2 separate regions of the Homo sapiens genome follow, and region 2 is linked to region 1. A link is an interaction called in ENCODE POLR2A ChIA-PET data of the cell type or tissue named here. Cell type or tissue: PC-3. All regions are shown on one strand.

Region 1 (5,000 bases):
CCGACTGTACATGACCTGTATGCTGTAGAAAGAAATAAAAGACAATCTAAATTAAGTGGAGTGACATGCCACGTTCATAGACAAAAAAAACTAATGGCCACAGAAACCAATAATCAATTCAGGAAGGATAATCAACACTAAAGCCATTGAAGATAGCTGAGGAAAAGATATTTGCACAGCCTCATAGAATCACCTCACAAATTAGTTATAAATTACAAAAAGGAAAGATACCTTTATAATGCAAAGATCTGGAGGTCACCATCTTTTTTTTCTCCCTTTGGTAGAGACTAGGTCTCACTTTGTTGCCCAAGCTGATCTCAAACTCTGGCTTCAAGCAATCCTCCCACCTCCCAAAGTGCTGGGATGACAGGCATGAACCACTGCACCAGGCCACCATCTTAACCCAAACTTATAAACTTACAATCACCAATAAGTGGACAAACTGATATTATATATATCCTGATATGATGCAGTAGGAAATACACAACATTGCCTATGTAGTATTCTCACTAAAAATGTTTAACCTGAACAAAAATAATTAGATATCCAGAATGTAGGACATTCTATAGTTAACAGTAGTCATCCAAAACAAACAAAAAAATCAGTCATAAAAACCAAAAGAAAGTGGGGTTCATTATAAATTAAAAAAGGATAAAGAGACATAAGTAAAGGCAATTTGTGATCCTCAACTGGATCTGGGATTGAAAGGAGGAGAATAATAGCCCTAAGAGACATTTTTTGGTACAAATCCATAAATCAGAGTATGGACAGTATAGCAGGTGATATTAACGAATTACTGTACACTTCTTTTTTTTTTTTTTTTTGAGATGGAGTCTTGCTGTGTCACCCAGGCTGGAGTGCAGTGGCGTGATCTTGGTTCACTGCAACCTCCGCCTCCTGAGTTCAAGAGATTCTCCTGCCTCAGCCTCCCGAGTAGCTGGGACTACAGGTGCGTGCCACCATGCCTGGCTAATTTTTTGTATTTTTAGTAGAGATGGGGTGTTACCATGTTAGCCAGGATGGTCTCGATCTCCTGACCTCGTGATCCACCCACCTCGGCATCCCAAAGTGCTGGGATTACAGGCATGAGCCACCGCGCCCAGTGTCTTTACACCTCTTGGGTATGACAACAGTTTTATACTTATGTCATTCATAGAAGATTCATGTTGAGGTTTTAGGAGTGAAGTGTCACAGTGTCTGCAATTCAATTCTAAACAGCTCAGCAAAACAAACTGTATATAGGTAGACCTAGATATACCTATAGATGCAGATACAGTAAAACAAATGTAGTTAAAAATATTTAACTGGGCCGGGTGTGGTGGCTCACACCTGTAATCCCAGCACTTTGGGAGGCTGAGGCAGGTGGATGACCTGAGGTCGAGAGTTCGAGACCAGCCTGGCCAACATGGCAAAACCCCATCTCTGCTAAAAATACAAAAATTAGCCAGAAGCAGTGGCGTGTGCCTGTAATCCCAGCAACTCGGGATGCCAAGACAGGAGAATTGCTTGAACCCAGGAGGCAGAGGTTACAGTGAGCTGAGTTCACGCCACTGCACTCCAGTCTGGTTGACAGAGAAAGACTCTGTCTCAAAAAAAAAAAAAAAAAAGAAAGAAAATTAACTGAAAAAACTAAACTAAAAGTATATTTCATTATCTTAGTCTTTTAACTTTTCTGCAGATGAGAAAAGAAAAATTTTTAAGTAAAAATCTGGGGAAAATTTAAGCTAACATGCTAACATTTGGCAATTCTATAAAATATTAAAATGTGCATACCATATCACTTCTCTAAATCTCCCCTAAAGAAACACTCACCTATATGCACAAGAAAGAATACATAAAGGTAATGACCTGTATGCAATTACATGTGATTACATTACACAAAATTGTGACCTCTGTCTTGAAAAAAAACTGATCTCCACTACTGGCTTTGATGAAGCAGGCGGCCCTGTTGGGAGGCCACATGGCAAGAAACTGAAAGCAGCTCTAGCAGCTAAGGACAGCCTACAGTTAACAGTATGCAAGCAAAACCCTCAGTCACAAAAACTCAGCCACGAGAAAATGAATTCTGCCAACAACCACACGAGCTCGAAAGTGGATTATTTACCAGTCAAGCTTCAGGTGAGACAGTAGCCCTAGCCAACACCTTCACTGCAACCCTGTGAGACCCTAATCAGAGAACCCAGCTAAGCCATACCTGGACTCTTGACCCACAGAAACTATGAGATAATGAATTTGTATTGTCTTAAGCCACTAAGTTTGTGGTAACATTGTTATGCAGCATAAGAAAACTAATATAGCACAGATAGCCTATCAATGATAGACTGGATAAAGAAAATGTAGTACATATACACCATGGAATACTATACAGCCATAAAAAGGAACAAGATCATGTCCTTTGCAGAGACATGGATGAAGCTGGAAGCCATTATTCTTAGCAAACTAATGCAGGAACAGAAAACCAAATACCGCATGTTCTCACTTATAAGTGGGAGCTGAACAATGAGAACATAGGACACACGGAGGGGAACAACACACACCAGCGCCTATCAGGGAGGGTGGTGGGGGTGGAGAGCTTTAGGAAGAAGAGCTATTGTGTACTAGTCTTAATACCTAGGTGATGTGTTAATAGGTGCAGCAAAAAACACCATGGCACACGTTTACCTATGTAACAAACCTACACATCCTGCACAGGTACCCTAGAACTTAAAAAATAAAATAAAATAAAAAAGAAGAAGAAAAGAAGTTAATAATGTAAGTACTCAGCACTGTGCCTGGTACGTTGAAAATGCCTCTTAAAGATGAACCTCCTTCTATTTGGTTAAAATAAAGATAATTTACTGGTTATAATTTTTTAAAAAAGAAAACTAATATAGTAGAGATAAATGAGTATTCAAATATTCAAACACGGATGCACATAAAAAACACAACAAAAACATTGTAAACACAAAGAGACAAGTAAATACCTATATTTAAAAGACCAAACAAGTGAGATGGCAGAGAGAAAAAACAAAGTAAATAGTTAAGTGATAGATGGTGGCCATTTGAAAAATTGACAGCTGAAGGAGTTAGCTGAGTAAAGCGAATGGTTTCTGAAGAAAATATGTTAACATTTGGTTTGTATTAAAAATGTTATAAAAATTTATGATTTAAGGTACTTTGCTCACCCAACTCATAACTTGAAGAAATCTCTGTGGATAGAACACATTTTCCATATCCAGTAAAGTGAGATAAGACTGAACTGCATAGAGTCTTAATTGCTGATCTTCTGTTTCATCATCAAAACCTACAAAGAAATTGATACACCATTTTAATTTCCACAAACTTATCTTAGGACTCTGTAATAAAAACATTAAACTTTAAAATGTTTACTTTACAGAATATAATAGTGTACCAACCTTCCGCTAGTAGTCTCAGAAAGTTATTGGGAATATCAGGATGCATTACATCTCCTCCTACTGAAAACACAGCATTCATTGTCTGAATAAACCATGCATTATCAGGAGCATATGTGTCCACAGTGTTAAGAACAAGTACACTTCCAAATGCTACTTATTAAAATTACCCTTCTGTAGCAATCTTTTAAAAAATAACCCCAATTCATCCTAGTATGGCAGTTTTACCTTTAACCTCTGCCATAAATTGTTCTGTACCCCAGTTTTATGTAAAATAGGTACTCAGTAGAAGCTTATTTAATAAACTTAATAAACTGAGTTTATGTCACTTTGGCACCATACTTGCACAAAACAGTCATCCAATAAATAAATGTGAAATAACTGAAAGAAACAAACCAGCTAACTAGATGCAAATAATGGAAAATTATATTCTTCAAAGAATTCACTTCAAAGAAGCTAAATATTGTTGTATGTCTACTTGAACAAATTGTTTAGTATCTTTTCTTTTTTTCCTTTTTTTTTTTTTTTTGAGGCAGAATCTTGCTCTGTCGCCAAGCCTGGAGGGCAGTGGTGCGATCTCGGTTCACTGTGACCTCCGCCTCCTGGGTTCAAGCAATTCTCCTGCCTCAGCCTCCCGAGTATCTGGGACTACAGGTGCACACCACCATGCCCGGCTAAATTTTTTTGTGTTTTAGTAGAGACAGGGTTTCACTGTGTTGCCCAGGCTGGTCGTGAACTCCTGAGCTCAGGCAATCCTCCCACCTCTGCCTCCCAAAGTGCTGTGATTACAGGTGTTTAGTCTCTTTTCTAATCTGTTCCTCATCAGTTCTAAAGTTCTATCATTCTGCTGGCCAGAGCTACAGCACTGACTAGGACAAAACTACACTTAAGCAATTTCCAATATAATTTCATTAACAGCATTCACTCACTCTTTTTTATAATTAAACAGTAACTTTTTTTTTTTTTTTTGAGACGGAGTTTCGCTCTTGTTGCCCAGGCTGGAGTGCAATGGTGCAATCTCAGCTCACTGCAACCTCCGCCTCCCAGTTTCAAGCGATTCCTCTGCCTCAGCCTCCCTAGTAGCTGGGATTACAGGCATGCGCCACCATGCCCGGCTAATTTTGTATTTTTAGTAGAGACAGGGTTTCTCCATGTTGGTCAGGCTGGTCTCAAACTCCCGACCTCAGGTGATCCACCCGCCTCAGCCTCCCAAAGTGCTGGGATTACAGGCATGAGCCACTGTGCCCGGCCTAAACAGTAACATTTTTTAATGAATGGAATATGCTTATGACCTGTAAAGTTCTTCTGACTTTTAAGAAACAAACATGAAGAAGAGTAACATGTTAATAGAGTTCCCAACTACTTAACTGTGACAATTTCCAGCTTAAAACAATAAAGGATAAGCTTTAGCATCCTGACCACTCCCACACACCCTCCACTTTCCCCAAAAAGCAAGAACTTTTACTCAGAAAAGAAATCAAGATAGAAGTAGAGACGAGGCAGGACTGAAAGAGGAAAAAGAGGATAAAGGTTCCTCTATCTTCCTGCTCAAAATACTGGACTACATGAATAAAAGAAACCAGCAAAAAAAAAAAAAAAAAAGCCATC
Region 2 (5,000 bases), 80 kb before region 1:
GCCCGCATCACCAAGTCAATCCTAAGACAAAAGAACAAAGCTGGAGGCATCACACTACCTGACTTCAAACTATACTACAAGGCTACAGTAACCAAAACAGCACGGTACTGGTACCAAAACAGAGATATAGATCAATGGAACAGAACAGAGCCCTCAGAAATAACGCCGCATATCTACAACTATCTGATCTTTGACAAACCTGGGAAAAACAAGCAATGGGGAAAGGATTCCCTATTTATTAAATGGTGCTGGGAAAACTGGCTAGCCATATGTAGAAAGCTGAAACTGGATCCCTTCCTTACACCTTATACAAAAATCAATTCAAGATGGATTAAAGACTTAAACGTTAGACCTAAAACCATAAAAACCCTAGAAGAAAACCTAGGCATTACCATTCAGGACATAGGCATGGGCAAGGACTTCATGTCTAAAACACCAAAAGCAATGGCAACAAAAGACAAAATTGACAAATGGGATCTGATTAAACTAAAGAGCTTCTGCACAGCAAAAGAAACTAACATCAGAGTGAACAGGCAACCTACAAAATGGGAGAAAATTTTCACAACCTACTCATCTGACAAAGGGCTAATATCCAGAATCTACAAAGAACTCAAACAAATTTACAAGAAAAAAACAAACAACCCCATCAAAAAGTGGGCGAAGGACGTGAACAGACACTTCTCAAAAGAAGACATTTATGCAGCCAAAAAACACATGAAAAAATGCTCATCATCACTGGCCATCAGAGAAATGCAAATCAAAACCACAATGAGATACCATCTCACACCAGTTAGAATGGCAATCATTAAAAAGTCAGGAAACAACAGATGCTGGAGAGGATGTGGAGAAATAGGAACACTTTTACACTGTTGGTGGGACTGTAAACTAGTTCAACCATTGTGGAAGTCAGTGTGGCGATTCCTCAGGGATCTAGAACTGGAAATACCATTTGACCCAGCCATCCCATTACTGGGTATATACCCAAAGGACTATAAATCATGCTGCTATAAAGACACATGCACACGTATGTTTATTGCAGCATTATTCACAATAGCAAAGACTTGGAACCAACCCAAATGTCCAACAGTGATAGACTGGATTAAGAAAATGTGGCACGTATACACCATGGAATACTATGCAGCCATAAAAAACGATGAGTTCATGTCCTTTGTAGGGACATGGATGAAATTGGAAATCATCATTCTCAGTAAACTATCACAAGAACAAAAAACCAAACACCACATATTCTCACTCGTAGGTGGGAATTGAACAATGAGAACACATGGACACAGGAAGGGGAACATCACACTCTGGGGACTGTTGTCGGGTGGCGGGGGGAGGGATAGCACTGGGAGATATACCTAATGCTAGATGACAAGTTGGTGGGTGCAGCGCACCAGCATGGCACATGTATACATATGTAACTAACCTGCACAATGTGCACATGTACCCTAAAACTTAAAGTATAATGATAATAATTTAAAAAAAAGAAAAAAAAAAAGGAAAGAAGCACTGAAGAAGATAGGACAGACAGTCTTGAATTGCTGACATCACCCCTCTCCCTCCCCCCAGCACTGGCCACGTGGCATGGAGAGAGAATATGTGTGCTTTGGGGAGAGGGACTGCAGTGATTGTGGGACTTTGCATTGGAACTCAGCACTGCCCTGTCACAGTGGAAAGAAACCTAGGACAGAATTTGGCCAGCACCTATGAAGGAACATTTAGGCCAGCCTTAGACAGAGGGGAATCATCCATTCCAGTGGTTGGAACCTGAGTTCCAGCTAGCCCCCCCACCACAGGCTAAAGCACTCCGGGGTCCTAAATAAACATGAAAGTCAGTCTAGGCCACAAGGATTGCAATTCCTGGGCAAGTCCTGGTACTGTTCTGGGCTCAGAACAAGTGGACTTGGGGTACACACAACTCAGTGAGACACTAGATGGGGCAGCCAAAGAAATGCTTAAATCACCCTTTTCCCATTCCAAGACAATGTAGCTTACAGGCCCAGGAGAGACTTCTTCCTTTTGCTTGAGGAAAGGAGAGAGGAGACTAAAGAGGACTGTCTTGCAACTTGGATACCAGCTAATCCACAGTAGAAGAGGTCACCAGGCAGTCGTGAGGCCTCCATTCCAGGCCCTAACTCCCAGATGACATTTCTAGACATACGCTAGGCCAGAAGAGAAACTGTTGTTGCCTTGAAGTAAAGGACCCAGTCCTAGCAGGATTCGTCACCTGATGACTAAAGAGCTGCTGAGCCTTGAATAAACATCAGCAGTACTTGGATGAGACCCAGGGCTTTGCTGGCTTCAGATGTGACCCAGCATATTCCCAACTTTGGTGGCCACAGGGAGAGGCTCCTTCTGCTTGAGGAAAGGACAGGAAAGAGTAAAGGGGACGTTGTCATAGAGCTTAGGCATCAGCTCAGCCGCAGTAGCATACAGCACTAAGCAGGCTCCTGGGGTTCCCAATTCCAGGCCTTGGCTTCTGGATGGCATTTCTGGATCCACCCTCAGCCAGAGGTGAGCCCACTGCCCTGAAGGGAGAGACCCAGACCTGGCAGCATTCACCACAAGCTGACTGAAGAGCATGTGAGCCTTGAGTGAACACTGGCACTAACCAGGCAGTACTCGCAGTGGCCCTGGGGCAATGGTGGCCATGAGAAGACACTCCTGCATAAGAAAAGGAGAAGGAAGAGTGGAAAGGACTTTATCTTGCAGCTTGGATGCCAGCATAACTACAGTAGAATAGAGTACCAAGTAGAATCCTAAGGTTCTGAACTCCAAGCTCTGGCTCCCAGATGGCATTTATGAACCTGCCCTGGGCCAGAGGTGGGAGCTCGCTGCCATGAACAGGATACAAGCCTGGCTGGATTTACCACCTGCTGACTAAAGAGCCCTTGGGCCTTCAGTGAACATCAGCAGTAGCCAGGCAGTGGTCTCTGCAGGTCAGGCAAGACTCAATGCTATGCTGGCTTTGGCTCTGACACAGTGCAGGGCCAGTGGTGGTGGCCACAGGGGTGTTTGTGTCACCCCTCAACCAGCTCCACGTAGCCCAGCATGGACAGAGAGAGATACTCTGTTTGGGGGAAAATAAAGGAAGAGAAAAAGTGTCTCTGCCTAGTAATCCAGAGAATTCTCCCAGATCTTTCCCAAGACCACCAAGATGGTACCTCTATAAGTGTGCAAGAATCACAATGTTATCAGGCCTGGGGTGCCCCATAACACAGATAATAAAGACTTTCCCAGACAAACAGAATCTGAGGGATTTAAACACCAGTGACCAAATATTTAGATTATAATACTCGATTCCTTTTGAATACTTAGAAAGCCTTCCCAAGAAGGATGGGTACAAACAAGCTCAGACAGTGAAGACTATAATAAATACCTAACTCTTCAATGTCTAAACACTGATGAACATCCACAAGCATCAAGACCATCCAGGAAAACATGAACTTACCAAACAAACTAAATAAGGTACCAGTGACCAATCCTGGAGTGACAGAGAGATGTGATCTTTCAGACAAAGCATTCAAAAATCATGAGGAAACTCAATGAAATTTAAGATAACTCAGAGAAGGAATTAAGAATCCTATTAGATAAATTCAACAAAGAGATTGAAATAATTTTTAAAAATCAAGCTGAATTTCTGCAGCTGAAAAATGCAACTGAGATACTGAAGACATACAGAGTATCTTAACAGCAGAACTGATCAAGCAGAAGAAAGAATTAGTGAGCTTGAAGACTGGCTATTTGAAAATACACAGTCAGAGGAGACAAAAGAAGAAAGAATGAAGCATGCCTACAAGATCTGAAAAAAAATAGCCTCAAAGGGGCAAATCTAAGGATTATTGGCCTTATAGAGGAGGTAGAGAGAAAAATTAGGGTAGAGATAATAACAGACAACTTTCCAAAACTAGAGAAAGATATCAATATTCAAGTACAAGAAGGATATAGAACACAAAACATCTTTAACTCAAATTAGACTACCCCCAAAGCATTAACAATCAAACTCCCAAAGGTCAAGGATAAATAAAGGATCCTAAAAGCAGCAAGAGAAAGGAAACAAATAACATACAAAGGAGCTCCAGTACAACTAGCAGCAGACTTCTCAATAGAAACCTTACAGGCCAGGAGAGAGTGGCATGACATATTTAAAGTGCTGAAGGAAAAAAAAAATTATCCTAGAATAGTATATCAAGCAAAAGTGTCCTTCAAACCAAAAGGAGAAATGAAGACTTTCCCAGACAAACAGAAGCTGAGGGATTTAAACACCAGACCTGTCCTACAAGAAATGCTAAAGGGAGCTCTTCAATCTGAAAGAAAAGGATGTTCGGGCAGATCACAAGGTCAAGAGATTGAGACCATCCTGGCCAACATGGTGAAACCCCGTCTCTATTAAAAATACAAAAATTAGCTGGGCGTGGTGGTGCACGCCTGTAGTCCCAGCTACTCGGGAAGCTGAGGCAGAATCACTTGAACCTGGGAGGTGGAGGTTGCAGTGAGCCGAGATCGCACCACTGCACTCCGGCCTGGGCGACAGAGCGAGACTCCATCTCAAAAAAAAAAAAAAAAAAAAGAAAAAAACAGAAAAAAAGAAATCATCTGAAGGCACAAAACTCACTGGTAATAGTAAGTAAACAGAGAAACACAGAATATTATAACTGAAATTGTGGTGTGTAAACTACTTATATCTTGAGTAGAAAGACTAAAAGATGAACCTATCAAAAATAATAACTACAACAATTTTTAAAGGCATAGACAGTGTAATAAGATATAAATAGAAACAACAAAGAGTTAAAAAGTGGGGGAAGGAGAATAAAGTTAAAATGTAGAGTTTGTATTAGTTTTCTCTTTGCTTGTTTGTAGTTTGTTTCTGCAATCAGTGTTAGGTTGTCATTAGTTTAAAATAATGAGTTTTAAGATGTTATTTATAAACCTCATGGCAACTTCAAATCAGAGAACCTACAACAGATACATAAAAAATAAAAAGCAAGAAATTAAAA

What was found. ChIA-PET counts read pairs that join two places held together with the same protein. Peaks named below come from ENCODE experiments on the same cell type or tissue, not always from the same donor. Only the 100,000 strongest peaks of a DNase experiment are listed, where the experiment ranks them.
Region 2: POLR2A ChIA-PET joins it to region 1 with 24 read pairs; 2 of 35 experiments call an interaction of 5 or more read pairs at or near these places.

What each region holds. Positions count from the first base shown.
Region 1 is chr15:50,948,334-50,953,333 of GRCh38, reverse strand. It overlaps AP4E1 (adaptor related protein complex 4 subunit epsilon 1), which reads right to left. Exons shown (of 21, transcript NM_007347.5): 12 at 3,396-3,508; 13 at 3,165-3,283. Among named protein-coding and RNA genes, the nearest start is that of AP4E1, 42 kb to the right of the region's middle. In PC-3, no CTCF peak of the experiment used is centred here; no DNase peak of the experiment used is centred here.
Region 2 is chr15:51,028,108-51,033,107 of GRCh38, reverse strand. No RefSeq gene overlaps it. Among named protein-coding and RNA genes, the nearest start is that of MIR4713HG, 6.9 kb to the left of the region's middle. RefSeq lists a silencer at 1,970-2,170. In PC-3, no CTCF peak of the experiment used is centred here; a DNase peak (open chromatin) is centred at 2,267; H3K27ac peaks cover 1,450 bases.